Regions from separate parts of the Homo sapiens genome. Here region 1 is linked to region 2. Evidence: read pairs that join two places in POLR2A ChIA-PET (ENCODE). Cell type or tissue: OCI-LY7. All regions are shown on one strand. Each heading gives the region's core, and the rest is flanking DNA. Links, peaks and the distances in the headings are about the cores only.

The links. Peaks named below come from ENCODE experiments on the same cell type or tissue, not always from the same donor. Only the 100,000 strongest peaks of a DNase experiment are listed, where the experiment ranks them.
Region 1: POLR2A ChIA-PET joins it to region 2 with 5 read pairs; 1 of 35 experiments calls an interaction of 5 or more read pairs at or near these places.

The regions. Positions count from the first base shown.
Region 1 is chr13:25,111,813-25,117,722 of GRCh38, forward strand. It overlaps LOC124900613 (a long non-coding RNA gene), which reads left to right. Exons shown (of 3, transcript XR_941762.3): 3 at 5,333-5,415. It overlaps LOC105370120 (a long non-coding RNA gene), which reads left to right and starts at 5,407. Exons shown (of 3, transcript XR_007063728.1): 1 at 5,407-5,485. In OCI-LY7, for the core only: a CTCF peak has its summit at 2,560 (motif pointing left); a DNase peak (open chromatin) is centred at 2,539.
Region 2 is chr13:24,680,678-24,686,587 of GRCh38, forward strand. It overlaps ATP12A (ATPase H+/K+ transporting non-gastric alpha2 subunit), which reads left to right. Exons shown (of 23, transcript NM_001676.7): 1 at 1-75; 2 at 885-1,043; 3 at 4,637-4,696. The coding sequence starts at 67. Among named protein-coding and RNA genes, the nearest start is that of ATP12A, 3.2 kb to the left of the region's middle. RefSeq lists silencers at 1-88, 3,379-3,468 and enhancers at 1,282-1,862, 1,962-2,463, 2,464-2,963. In OCI-LY7, for the core only: CTCF peaks have their summits at 3,352 (motif pointing right) and 3,560; DNase peaks (open chromatin) are centred at 3,414 and 3,854; H3K4me3 peaks cover 883 bases; H3K27ac peaks cover 961 bases.

The DNA of each region.
Region 1 (5,910 bases), core at 407-5,406, 430 kb after region 2:
ATCTGCTTATCATAATCTCTTCATATGAGCTGTTATCATGCAAATAATCTAGATGTTCCTGAGATTATTACAAATAATCACCCTTCAAGTACATGTTGTAAAAAATGGTATTAACATTTGCTGAGTGACTGTGCCCCATGCATTGATCTGGTGCTTTTATATGTAATTCTCAGTTTAATGAAATTTGATAAATATGATTTAAAAATCACTACCTTCCAAATCAATTCAACAAACTTGTGTTCACTAAACAGACAAGTAAAACATCATCCATGTGTGTGTGTGTGTGTGTGTGTATATATATATATATATATATATATATATCCATATATATTTTTTCTTAATATTTTCAGAACTACTATTTTTTTCTTAATATTATTTTGATCATTCTCTTTCCAAAAATTTGATCTTTCTCCTTCCAAAATTACTATAAGACCAGCAAAAAAAAAAAAAAAAAAAGCATCAGAGTTCTTTCTATCTTTCTGATTTTCCCACTGAAGGGTGACAGAAAAGAAAGGTCCTATCTGTCATCTAAAATCTATTAGTAAGTACTTTAGCTAAGTCTGGAAACTAAGATGTCACATGTCAATTACACAGGAATGAGCTGACATTTGCTTCCTGCCAGGAGCAATACACAGATTCAGAGAACTGCTACTCTGAACATAGTTACAGAAAATAAAATATTTACCTTTGCAGGGATCTGGGACTTATGAAGCTAGTATTAAAAAGCTGTATGTTACAAATGAGGACTTAGATTTCAGAGAGTCCGTGTAAGTCCCAGGCTTTTTCAGTGTGGGATCTCATTAGCCAGCCTGTGTGAATGTGCTGAAACAAAGAGAGGATGCTTTCCCTTACTTCTGGCAGAGTTAGACAGAAGTAATGAAGGAGGTGGTGATACATCATTAATTCTCTCCAAATACCTCCAGAATAAGACTGAAATGTTAATACTGAAAGGGCTCGTAGATGCCATGTCCCTCCAGTTCTTATTTTACAAACAAGAAACTGAGGAAAGGCAGACTGTGACTTTGGTGAGAGCTTCTAGTCCCTTTGTCATCCCTCCTGTATGCCATTTGGAGATGCTGTCTGCCTAGAGTAGTTTTGCTGGTGGGGCTGTGATTTAGATTCTCTGCAGCTGAGTCAAAGCAAATGTAAAAATGACAGAGGATTATTGAGAGTAAGAGTGTATCCCACTCTCAGAGAACAGCTGATCCTTTCCACCATGGCCTCTAAGGAATTTCAGGTAATCCAGATGAACTGGCATTCATCCCAAGTGCAATTTCCATTACTCACGACAATCTGCTAACATAAGGTGCCCTGTGCTTCAGAATTAGCTTCAGGCTTTGCCAGCTAGAAACAGCCAGCCATAGACTGGCTTGCTTTTAAAAATATCACTTGGCTACGATACAGACCTCTAATATAACAGTTGTCTGCAGTCTTAATATAAAATGAAATTAAGTTGAAAGAACTTTCCAACTATGTGAGATCTGTGATCCATATTTATATATCAGATGTTTATAGTATATATAATTTATTCTTAAAGTATAAACAATATATTAAACTATAAATATATATATTTACATATACAGACATTCTAATACAGGCATTTATTTAATAAGCTTTGCATTTTTGTATAGTAATTACTATACGAAATATATTCTCATTAATATAAATAGACTTCGGTCTATTTATATTAATGAGAAGAGCATATGCAATCCTACTGAATGACATCTTTCTAGGAGTAAAATTAACTCTTAAACTATCACTAAAACAACCGAGTTAAAGCTTCCCCCGTCTAAGAAAAAGACAAGTGTTGGCCAGGCGCAGGGACTCACGCCTGTAATCCCAGCACTTTGGGAGGCCAAGGCAGGCAGATCACGAGGTCAGGAGTTCGAGACCATCCTGGGCAACATGGTGAAACCGTATCTCTACTAAAAATACAAAAATTAGCCGGGCATGGTGTCGCGCACCTGTAATCCCAGCTACTTGGGAGGCTGAGGCAGGAGAATTGCTTGAACTCGGGAGGCCGAGGTTTCAGTGAGCTGAGATCATGCCACTACACACCAGCCTGGATGACAGAGCGAGGCTCTGCAAAAAAAAAAAAAAAAAAAAAAAAAAACAACAACACCAACAACAAAAAAAACAAGTGTCCTTTCTGAGAAAAAATATTAAGAACTTTTCCTCTTTACTGAGAGTCTACAGTAGACATGAGAAAACCCAAATTGCAGTTTCACAGCTCTTGTAGCAAAAGCAAGTTTTCAAGCAGCAGATCTTATTCATTATTGAAGCAAAGATTTCCAACAGCATATGCAAGATGTATTTTCTGGAAATTGGGACATAACACCCAGCACTTGAATTAGAGACCACAGGAAAAGTGTTTTTTTTCTGTTTCTCCACCATACGATTCAATCATATTGAACAAAAGACTCATCCTGTTGTTACTGTTCTACATACAGTGAATATTTTTACTGGTAGTGCAAAGTAATACAGGCTCCAGTAAGAGGAATTAGTCCCGCCAAAGCCTGACTCCTGGGTGACAGTGTCCCACTGCTGCCATCTTCTGGAGAGTCCAGGCTCAGCAGCAGTGAGCAGATGGTTTTAAAATTCAGATCACCTCCAGCTGATTCACCTCACTGACTGACAAAGCCAGCCCTGCTGCATTTGCGGGTGTGGATGTGGTTACAGGAGGAAAAGGCTCCCTGAAATGGGCTGAAATAATGAAGGCTTGATCTAGGAGGCAAGGCATCCTTCCTGATCTGTATTATAAGTGACTACAATAGCTAATGAGTGGAACCCGTCTTAGATATCAAAACCCTAACTTGTCTCCCTCTTTCCTTCCGCCATTGAAAACAGAAATAGGTGCGGAGCCCACAGTATCCTCTCCTGGGGCCCCAGGCCTGCCTCTGCATGTTTTCAAGCACAGTGGCAGAAGCACGAGGCCACCCGCCCACCCTCAGCTAGAGGGAGCCGGCTGGGGCCCCAGGACCCCAGCCAGGATGGCGTCTGATCACCAGAGGGCTGGGTGTCTTCCCTGTCCAGTTTCATGATGTCAGGGTGCTTGATAGGGTTGTTGTCCAAAAATAAACTAATAATAATCAGCGCTGCTTCCTCTTCCTCCCTCTGTGCAGTTTCAGAGCCCACTTCCTGAGAGCTCACTGGACAAAGGCTCCATGCCCACTCCAAGGGTTGGCCCTGGTCAGCCCTCTCTTCTGTTTGGGCTCTCTCAACTCAGTAACCCCACAGGAGGTGGTGTCCTCAGAGGCCCAGGGAGTGGTCCCAACCCACTTTGTAAACCTTGGGCAGTTGCTGAAGGCAGATCTTCCGCCAAAGGTAAATACTGGGTGGAATTCCCAATACAGGAGGTCGCCTGGGTGCAAACTTGCCCTGGAAATACATGGAAATGCTCCCTGATCTATCAAGTCACCCTTCTCAAGATTCAGAAAGCTTCAGTGACCCAGAGGAATACCAAGGGGGAAATGGTGAGATGGCGGGGCTGTCTGCTGTCCTCCTGCACCTCCTCACAGTCTAGTCTCATCTTCTAAGCACCCACCACAGGTACGCGCATGTGCGCGCGCACACACACACACACACGAACTCAGAGACACTCCCCCAACACACACACACACACACACACTCACACACACAAACTCAGAGACACCCCCCAACACACACACACACACACACACGAACTCAGAGACACCCCCCAACACACACACACACACACACACACACACACACACACACACCCCGCCCTCTCTTCTGCCTTGCAGTCAAATATGTGAATCCTTGGATGACACAGAAAGGATTTATTTAACAGGAGACTGAACATTTTGAACATGGAAATGTGAATATCTGTGAACACTGAATAGGCTAGATTAGTAAGAGCAGAGACTGGAAGAAAGGCCAGGTGGGTGTCTTCTCCTGTCTTTTCCTTCTAATTAGCATTCAGTCAGACTGTATAGAGGACCTGCTACATCCTGGGGATGATTCACACATTGTCCCTGCCTCCCAGTTACTCCTCCTCTGATGAGGGTTTGCAAACGAACTTTCTTCCATCATTTATCCCCCAAAACATGTATCAATTGATATCGTTACTTGCCAAACATAAAATAACATAAGGACATGAATTCTAGAGGAATTTTGTTTTGAGAAATGAAAATATAGATTTCAGAGGCCACTGGGAAAGGAAGATTTACAGGACCAAATAACTGACAAAAATGTTAACTTGCCAGAGAAGAAAGACTCAAAAATGTTCCATTGACATAAACCTAGATAACTAGGAGAATGAGAGTGCCTGTGTAGGGGAGTGAAAATAATTTTCTCCTCCACCCTTCATAGGTTTCTAGCTAGGTCTCCCTGTTAGGGGCGTTCAAACCAGAGCGACTCCATCTTCAGTGAGGGCTAGGAAAAATGAGGCTGGGACCTGCTGGGCTGCATTCCCAGAAAGTTAGGTATTCTTAGCCTCTAGGTGTTTACCGTTAAGGGAACAGGTTGATAATGTTTACTAAACAGACCCAGACTTGGGAGTGTCCTGATATCCCAGTATCTTGAGAACAGAAGCATTCTTAATTTTGCTTTAAAGATAACATCAATTCTTGCAAAATAAAGTAATTAAGAAAATTAACCCTTTATCATAAACCCTTGTAGCAGAGTACATCTCCCCACAATCTTTCTTTTTATCCCATATGTAAACAGGATTTATCCTGTATATACCTAGGGAGGACGTGTTTCCCCTCCTACTTTCGAGAACGCCCTGCTCTGTCTATGAGTAGCTATTCTTTCACCACTTTACTTCCTTAATAAACTTACTTTTGCTTTGCACTGTGGACTTGCCCTGAATTCTTTCTTGTGGGAGATCGAAGAACTCTCTCTTGGTGTCCGGATCGGGACTCCTTTCCGGTAACATCACTATGTTGCCCAGGCTGGTCTTGAACTCCTGGCCTCAAACCATCCTATAGATTCGACCTCCGAAAGTGCTGGGGTTACAGGCATAGCCACTGTGCCCAGCTGGAACAATCTTTATGAAGGTGAATTAAAGCTGTGAGGCATGAGACCAGAAAAGATGCACCAGGAGTAATGGATTTTGGTGGAGAATGAGCCACAGAAACGCGATCATGAGGCAAATGGTGGGGCCTAACCCTGCCTTCTCAGTCCTCGGGATGGGAGACCGGGCTAGAGAAGAGAAGGCTGGTGTGAAAACGCCGGGAGGGTGAGTTTTGGCAAAAATGGGGGCATCTTCAGTTTCACTTGGCACCAAAAGGAAAATTCAATGCACATTCTTTCCTGGATGTCCAAAAGCCTAATGAGGTTTTGCTTTCTTTGTCTTCTCTTTCCGGAGCCCTCATCGAGCCTCATTCTCAGCCACATCGTAAGGATTTAGAGGCCCTAAGCACTGACGACGCTGTGGTGCCACAAAAATAGACAAGCAGGGCATGTGCGCTGAAGCTGGAAGAGGCTTCTTCCATATTTTCATTGCAAAATCAGAACTTTGGTGAGTTTTTTAAAAATGTTTTAAAATGTTTGCGCCCCTGTTTTGCTGATGCCCCTGGGAATCCCAGCACGGCCTTTTCACCGACTGCTGCTTCTCAGTCTTCATGAGAGCCCAGAGCTCTGTGCTCGGCTCTTTCCTGTCCTCCCGGGCTGGCCTTGTGCTTTCGTGACTGGGTCAGGCTCCTGGGCTCTGTGTCTGATGCAATCAGTGCCACCTGAATGCCTGGGCGGCCTCAGCATACGGGAGTAGACCGGGCGGGGCCCTCGCGTGTGACACCATGGCTGTTTCAGATCCACCGCAAACCCCCCGCCCCAGTGCTGCCCCCGGTCCCCTCACACTCTGGAAAGATTTGCCGGAGCCACTCTGTCCTTTTCTTTAGTGCAGCTGCTGGCTGATAAACCTGCTCCTGCTCTCTCTAAGGCAAG
Region 2 (5,910 bases), core at 638-5,637:
GCGCTCCGCCGCTGCGGTCCCGGATCCGCGCTCCACGCCCGCAGCCCGCGGCGCCACCAGCCCAGCATGCACCAGGTGCGTGCAGCCCCCGCGCCGGCCGAGGATGCGAGACGCTGGGCCAAGGCCCCGGGGACCGGAGCAGGCTGACGGGAAGCGAGGAAAAGGCGAAGAGGAGAAACGCCCCGTCCCGGGGCAAGGGGAGGCCGCCTTTCCTCTGAGCGCCCCCCGGCCTGGGCACCGCTTCTCTGACTCCCCGCCACGGCTCCGTGCGGCCGCCGGGGCTGGCTGGGGAAAGAAGCCAGTCCAGAGGAGCGAGAAGGGGCCAAGGGGTCCTAGGCCAGCTCCATGGCACCTGCGGGCTCCGACTCGGAGGATGGGGTGACATGGATTCGTTGCGGTCTGAAAAGACTTCCGGTTAGGGCCCCCTGATCAGGACTGAGGGTCGTAAGCTTAGTGGGTGCCTCCTCCCCAAGAAACAGGACGCACAGCTGTTGTGTCCCCTGGGAAGGACACCTCAGAGGAAACCTCGAGGTGCCTAAGGAACCTCGAGGTTCTAAGGAAACCTCACAGCTCCTTGGAGGCATCAGTCAGGAGTTGGGGGGGTAACTTCCCACCTGCTCCACCCAGAGAAGGGTCACCCTGAGGAGCTGCTGGCTGGCCTGTGCCCACCCCGCCTCCCCTCTACACGGACGGAGAGGAAGCCAAGGTCGGCGGGAGGTGGGGGAGAGACTCCACTGTCCGACTCCCTCCGGCCTCCCCAGAGGAGGGAAGGAAAGGGAGAAGGGGCTCCTGACTCCTGCAGGTCCTGACCCCGCAGAGGGGCGCTCAGCACCTCTTCGGAAACCCCATTTGGGGCCAATATTGCACCTGGGCTTCTCTTTCAGAAAACCCCAGAAATTTACTCCGTGGAGCTCAGCGGAACTAAGGACATCGTGAAAACAGACAAGGGGGATGGCAAGGAGAAGTATAGGGGTCTGAAGAACAACTGCCTGGAACTCAAAAAGAAAAATCACAAAGAGGAGTTTCAGAAAGAACTCCATCTGGTCAGTAGCCTTAAGCCACGGGGTCCTGCCGGCTATGGCCCTTCCCCGCAAGAGCTTGCCCCTAGAACCCACCTCTTACCACAGACATTCAGTCTGAGGGATTTGAAATCCCCTTGAGATTGTGTGTGGTGTGTGGTGTCTGCGTGGTGTGTCTGTGTGGTGTGTGTGTGTGGTGTATGTGTGGTGTGTGTGTATGTGTGGTGTGTCTGTGTAGTGTGTGGTGTGTGTGTGTATGTGTGGTGTGTGGTGTATGGTGTGTGGTGTGTGTGTATGGTGTGTGGTGTGTGTATATGGTGTGTGTAGTGTGTGGTGTGTGTATGTGTGTGGTGTGTGTGTATGGTGTGTGTGTATGGTGTGTGTATGTGTGGTGTGTGTGATGTGTGTGTGATGTGTGTGTGGTGTGTGTGTGTGGTGTGTATATGTGTGTGGTGTGTGTGTGGTGTGTGTATGTGTGTGGTGTGTGTATGTGTGTGGTATATATGTGTGTGGTGTGTGTGGTGTGTGTATGTGCATGGTATGTGTGGTGTGTGTGTAGCGTGTGGTGTGTGTGTAGTGTGTGGTGTGTATGTGTGGTGTGTGTATGTGCATGGTATGTGTGGTGTGTGTGTAGCGTGTGGTGTGTGTGTAGTGTGTGGTGTATATGTGTGGTGTGTGGTGTGTGTGTGGTGTGTGGTGTGTGTATGTGTGTGTGTGTGTTTTGAATGGTGTGATAGTATCCACCCAGAGGTCAGGGCCTCTGCAGGATTCCTGCATTCTGGTTGGAGGCAGTCCCTGTAGAACTCAGAAGGAAGAGCCTCTGATTCCAGGCCCCACAGGCATGGCCAGACCTCTCTCCCCGCAGCTGCTTCAGTGAGAGTTAAGTAACCACTTGCCAGTTTTCAATTGATTAGTAAAACTATTTGAGCTGGAACTTCTGAGGAGGAAAACCAAAGCCCCTAGGCCATGCTAGATTGCAGGTGTGAAACCTCATGGAAAAGCAGTTTCAGTGGTAAAAATGTGGAGCTTGGATTGGGAGGACCTCGGGCCCCATCAGAGTCCCACTTCTCCACTGAGCTGAAACTGGCAACAAATGACTGACCCTCACTGAAGGTCCATTTCCTTTATGTAAAATGGGAAATAAATAATTTGCTGGGGTCTATGAGGGGAAAAAATGAGATGAGGATTTTGTAATTCACGTGCTTTAGGGGAGTACAATATTATTATTATTAAGGAAGAGCTCTGGAGTTATTAAAACTAGCCTTTTTTTTTTTTTTGAGACAGAGTTTCGCTCTTGTTGCCCAGGCTGGAGTGCAATGGCGCTATCTAGGCTCACTGCAACCTCCACCTCCTGGGTTCAAGCGATTCTCTTGCCTCGGCCTCCCGAGTCACTGGGATTACAGGCGCCCGCCATCACACCCAGCTAATTTTTGTTGTTTTTAGTAGAGACGGGGTTTCCCCATGTTGGCCAGGCTGCTCTCGAACTCCTGACCTCAGATGATCCACCCGCCTCAGCTTCCCAAAGTGCTGGGATTACAGGCGTGAGCCACTGTGTCCAGCCCAAACTGGCCACTTTAATAATAAAACTGCCTTGGGTCTGAAATGTGACAGATTTTATCTTGGGAACACCGAAGGGGAAACTTCTACACGGAGCTTGAGATGGGCTGGATTGTCCCCACCGTCCTTGGCAGATCTTAAAGCTCTGTGACTCCTGAGGGGAGTCTCTTTTGTGCTAGAGAGCCATTTGTTAAGTATTCAGAAACTTGGCAGGCTGACTGACATCCTGTTAGCAGCTTCAAACTTGGTTCTAGTGAGAAATCAGCAAACTCTACAAATCCGAGCTTTGTATTGATCGTTCCTGGAGAGTTTGTTAAACATTTAACAGTATACCACTGGGCATTTGTCCGTATCTATCATGAGAGACATTTAAGAACGCTTCCCTGAAACTGGACTGACCTCAATTCAAATCCCAGTGTAACTGAAGTTCAGTTTCCTATTTTGAAAAACATAAGATTTTTTTTTCTACCTCTTAAGGGTTACTAGGAAGATTAAATGAGATAAAACAGGGAAAAGACAGCACAGCACCAGACGATAGATCGTTCTTATTATTTCCCATTATCTCTAGCATTTAAGATTGAAGACATATCTGTTTTTCCCTTGACATTACAAGGGTCCTGTAATTTTCAGCAGCATATTGAATGCTTTTGCCTCCCAACCTTTCTTGGCAAATTAGTGCCTAATGACAACTGAAGTATCCCGGCCTTTGAATGAAAGGGCCAGGCAGTGACCCGAGGGGTGGGTGGGGTGCTGCCCTGTGCTAGTCCAGTGCTGGCCAGCAGAGGGCACCCCAGATAACCACCACCACCTCGTCCCACCCCTCCCCCATGCTCTCATCCCCCAGCCCAGGAAGTCTGAGGTCCCATGCATGCAAACAATGGCTCGGATCATCCACTACTTGTATCTGCCCAAAACTTAGTGGGTTGTGCTGTGCTCTGTGCAGAACACAGCCTTAATCTTCTGAATCCCCAGCAATATCACACTCAATCAGTATTAGTAGAAGGGATGAAGGAGCAAAACAGAATCTGGCTGAGAAGAGGGCTAGAAGCAAGATAATAATGATAATAATGAATTCTGCTTTATTGGAAGGCCTAGTCTCTTACTGCAACATGGAACTATTTTTTGCATATACTTAAGAAAAGAGATGATGTGAGCACCAGTCAACAGTATCAATCTTTGTTTCAGACAATCAGGGTTTAAAAAATCCTGAGTGCTGGACTTTCTAGGGGGAGTGAGGAAGACTTACCCTAGGTTTTCTGCTACAGGAAGAGACTTCTTGTCCTTTAGCCCAGTGGTTCTCAAAGGGAGAGGAGAAGAGGATTCCCCCACCCCTCTCCCAGGGGAAAAATGGAAACATTTTTGGTTACCACAACTGAGGGGAGGATGTTAGTGGGTGGAGCCCACAACAAAGAATTATTCTCCCAGAATGGCAGCAGGGCCACGGGTGAGAAACCCTGCTGTAGTCTAATGATTCTGTAGCAGAATTCACAAGTGGCAGCCACAATGCTGTGGGTTTATTCAGCAGAACTTTTCCCTGCAGGGTTTCTCTGCCCAGTGAGCTCCCTGAGCGTCACAGCTTGAGTGAGGGAAGCTGCTTTTCCCTGCCAGAGCCCACACAGCGAAGGAGGAGGAGTTGTGCCAGCCCAGGAAGCGGTTCTAGTGTGGTTTTGCCATCAGCCCCAGCCAATCCCAGGGTTCAGGCCTGAGGGAAGCCTCCAGCTCACTGGCACCTGGAAGATGAGGGTGCCAGAACCTGTATGCCCTGGAGTTCAGATTGAAGCGAGGTGCATGGCTTTGTTCAGAAAAGCTGCAGGCAGCTTCTGGGTAGTAACAGCAAGTGCAGGATTGTGCCGACTCAGGGACAGTCACTCCTGAGGCAGTGCCATCCTTCGCTGGGCAGCTGCCTGGCACAGGGGTTCTTTCTCTCCTGTCCCCCACACTCCTCGATCCCCTCCCATCCTCAGGGCTGCTACTCCCAGCTTCCATGGCTGGTCAAAGCTTGGGGCTTGAGTCTTTTGGAATTATCTAATTCACTCTGTTCTTCCTTTCATGGACTTCAGGATGACCACAAACTCAGCAATAGGGAATTGGAAGAGAAATATGGCACAGACATCATTATGGTGAGTCGTGGGAACCAGGGATTTGGAAGAGAAGCCTCCCAACTCTACAGAGGGAAGGCTGTGTGTGGCGGGGGGCTGTGTGGAAGAGTAGCGGCACCTTTAGGAGGAGGGGCCCCTGCAGCGCCTTTGAGACTGCAGTTATTTGCATCTGGACACAGTTCAAGTCAACAGAAAAACCTACTGTGGGGCTCACACTGGCCTGGCAGTGAGAGGGACCAAGAGGGACAGATGACCCCTGGCCTCAAGGAGAAAGTGGCCGGGTAGGGGAGGCAAATGTGTATGGAAGTGTCCTGAGATTCACTCTATCCCCCTGGGATGGCTACAAGAAGTAGAAACGCTATGCTGGGACAAAGGTGGATTCTGATGGAAGGGGCCAGAGCCAGCTCTCGGGCTGCTGCCATGTTTGCGCTGGGACTCAAAATGCTTCGGATTTAAGCTGGTGGGGGACCCCAGGGCCAGTAAGCACAGAGCCTGCTTGGAGAGAATCTGGGCTTGCCGGAAGCTAGTATGTGTGGAGAGGGGACAGGTGCAGCAGGAATGAAGCCAGGAAGGTCATCTGGGTGAAGCTGTCAAAGTATTCACATTAAACTAATGAGTAGGAGCTGTCTTAGAGGCAGAAGGGACATGGTTTCCACACATGGAGGTGCTTTCATTGGTTTTCAAAAGGCAGTTCTCATAGAAGATTCTTTTTTTAAAGTGAGAAATGGAAGGGTCTAGAAGAATGGAACAACAGCCCAGGACTGTGAAATGAGGATCTGAAATAATGTCGAAAGACATTACAGGGGCCAGACGTGGTGGCTCAGGCCTGTAATCCCAGCACTTTGGGAGACTGAGGTGGGCAGATCACCTGAGGTCGGGAGTTTGAGACCAGCCTGACCAACATAGTGAAACCCCGTTTCTACTAAAAATACAAACAATTGGCAGGGCGTGGTGGCACATGCCTGTAATCTCAGCTACTCAGGAGGCTGAGGCAGGAGAATCTCTGAAACCCAGGAGGCAGAGGTTGCGGTGAGCCAAGATCATGCCATTGCACTCCAGCCTGGGCAACAAGAGCAAAACTCCATCTCAAAAAAAAAAAAAAAAAGGGCCGGGCGTGGTGGCTCACGCCTGTAATCCCAGCACTTTAGGAGGCCAAGACGGGCGGATCACGAGGTCAGGAGATCGAGACCATCCTGGCTAACACGGTGAAACCCCGTCTCTACTAAAAATACAAA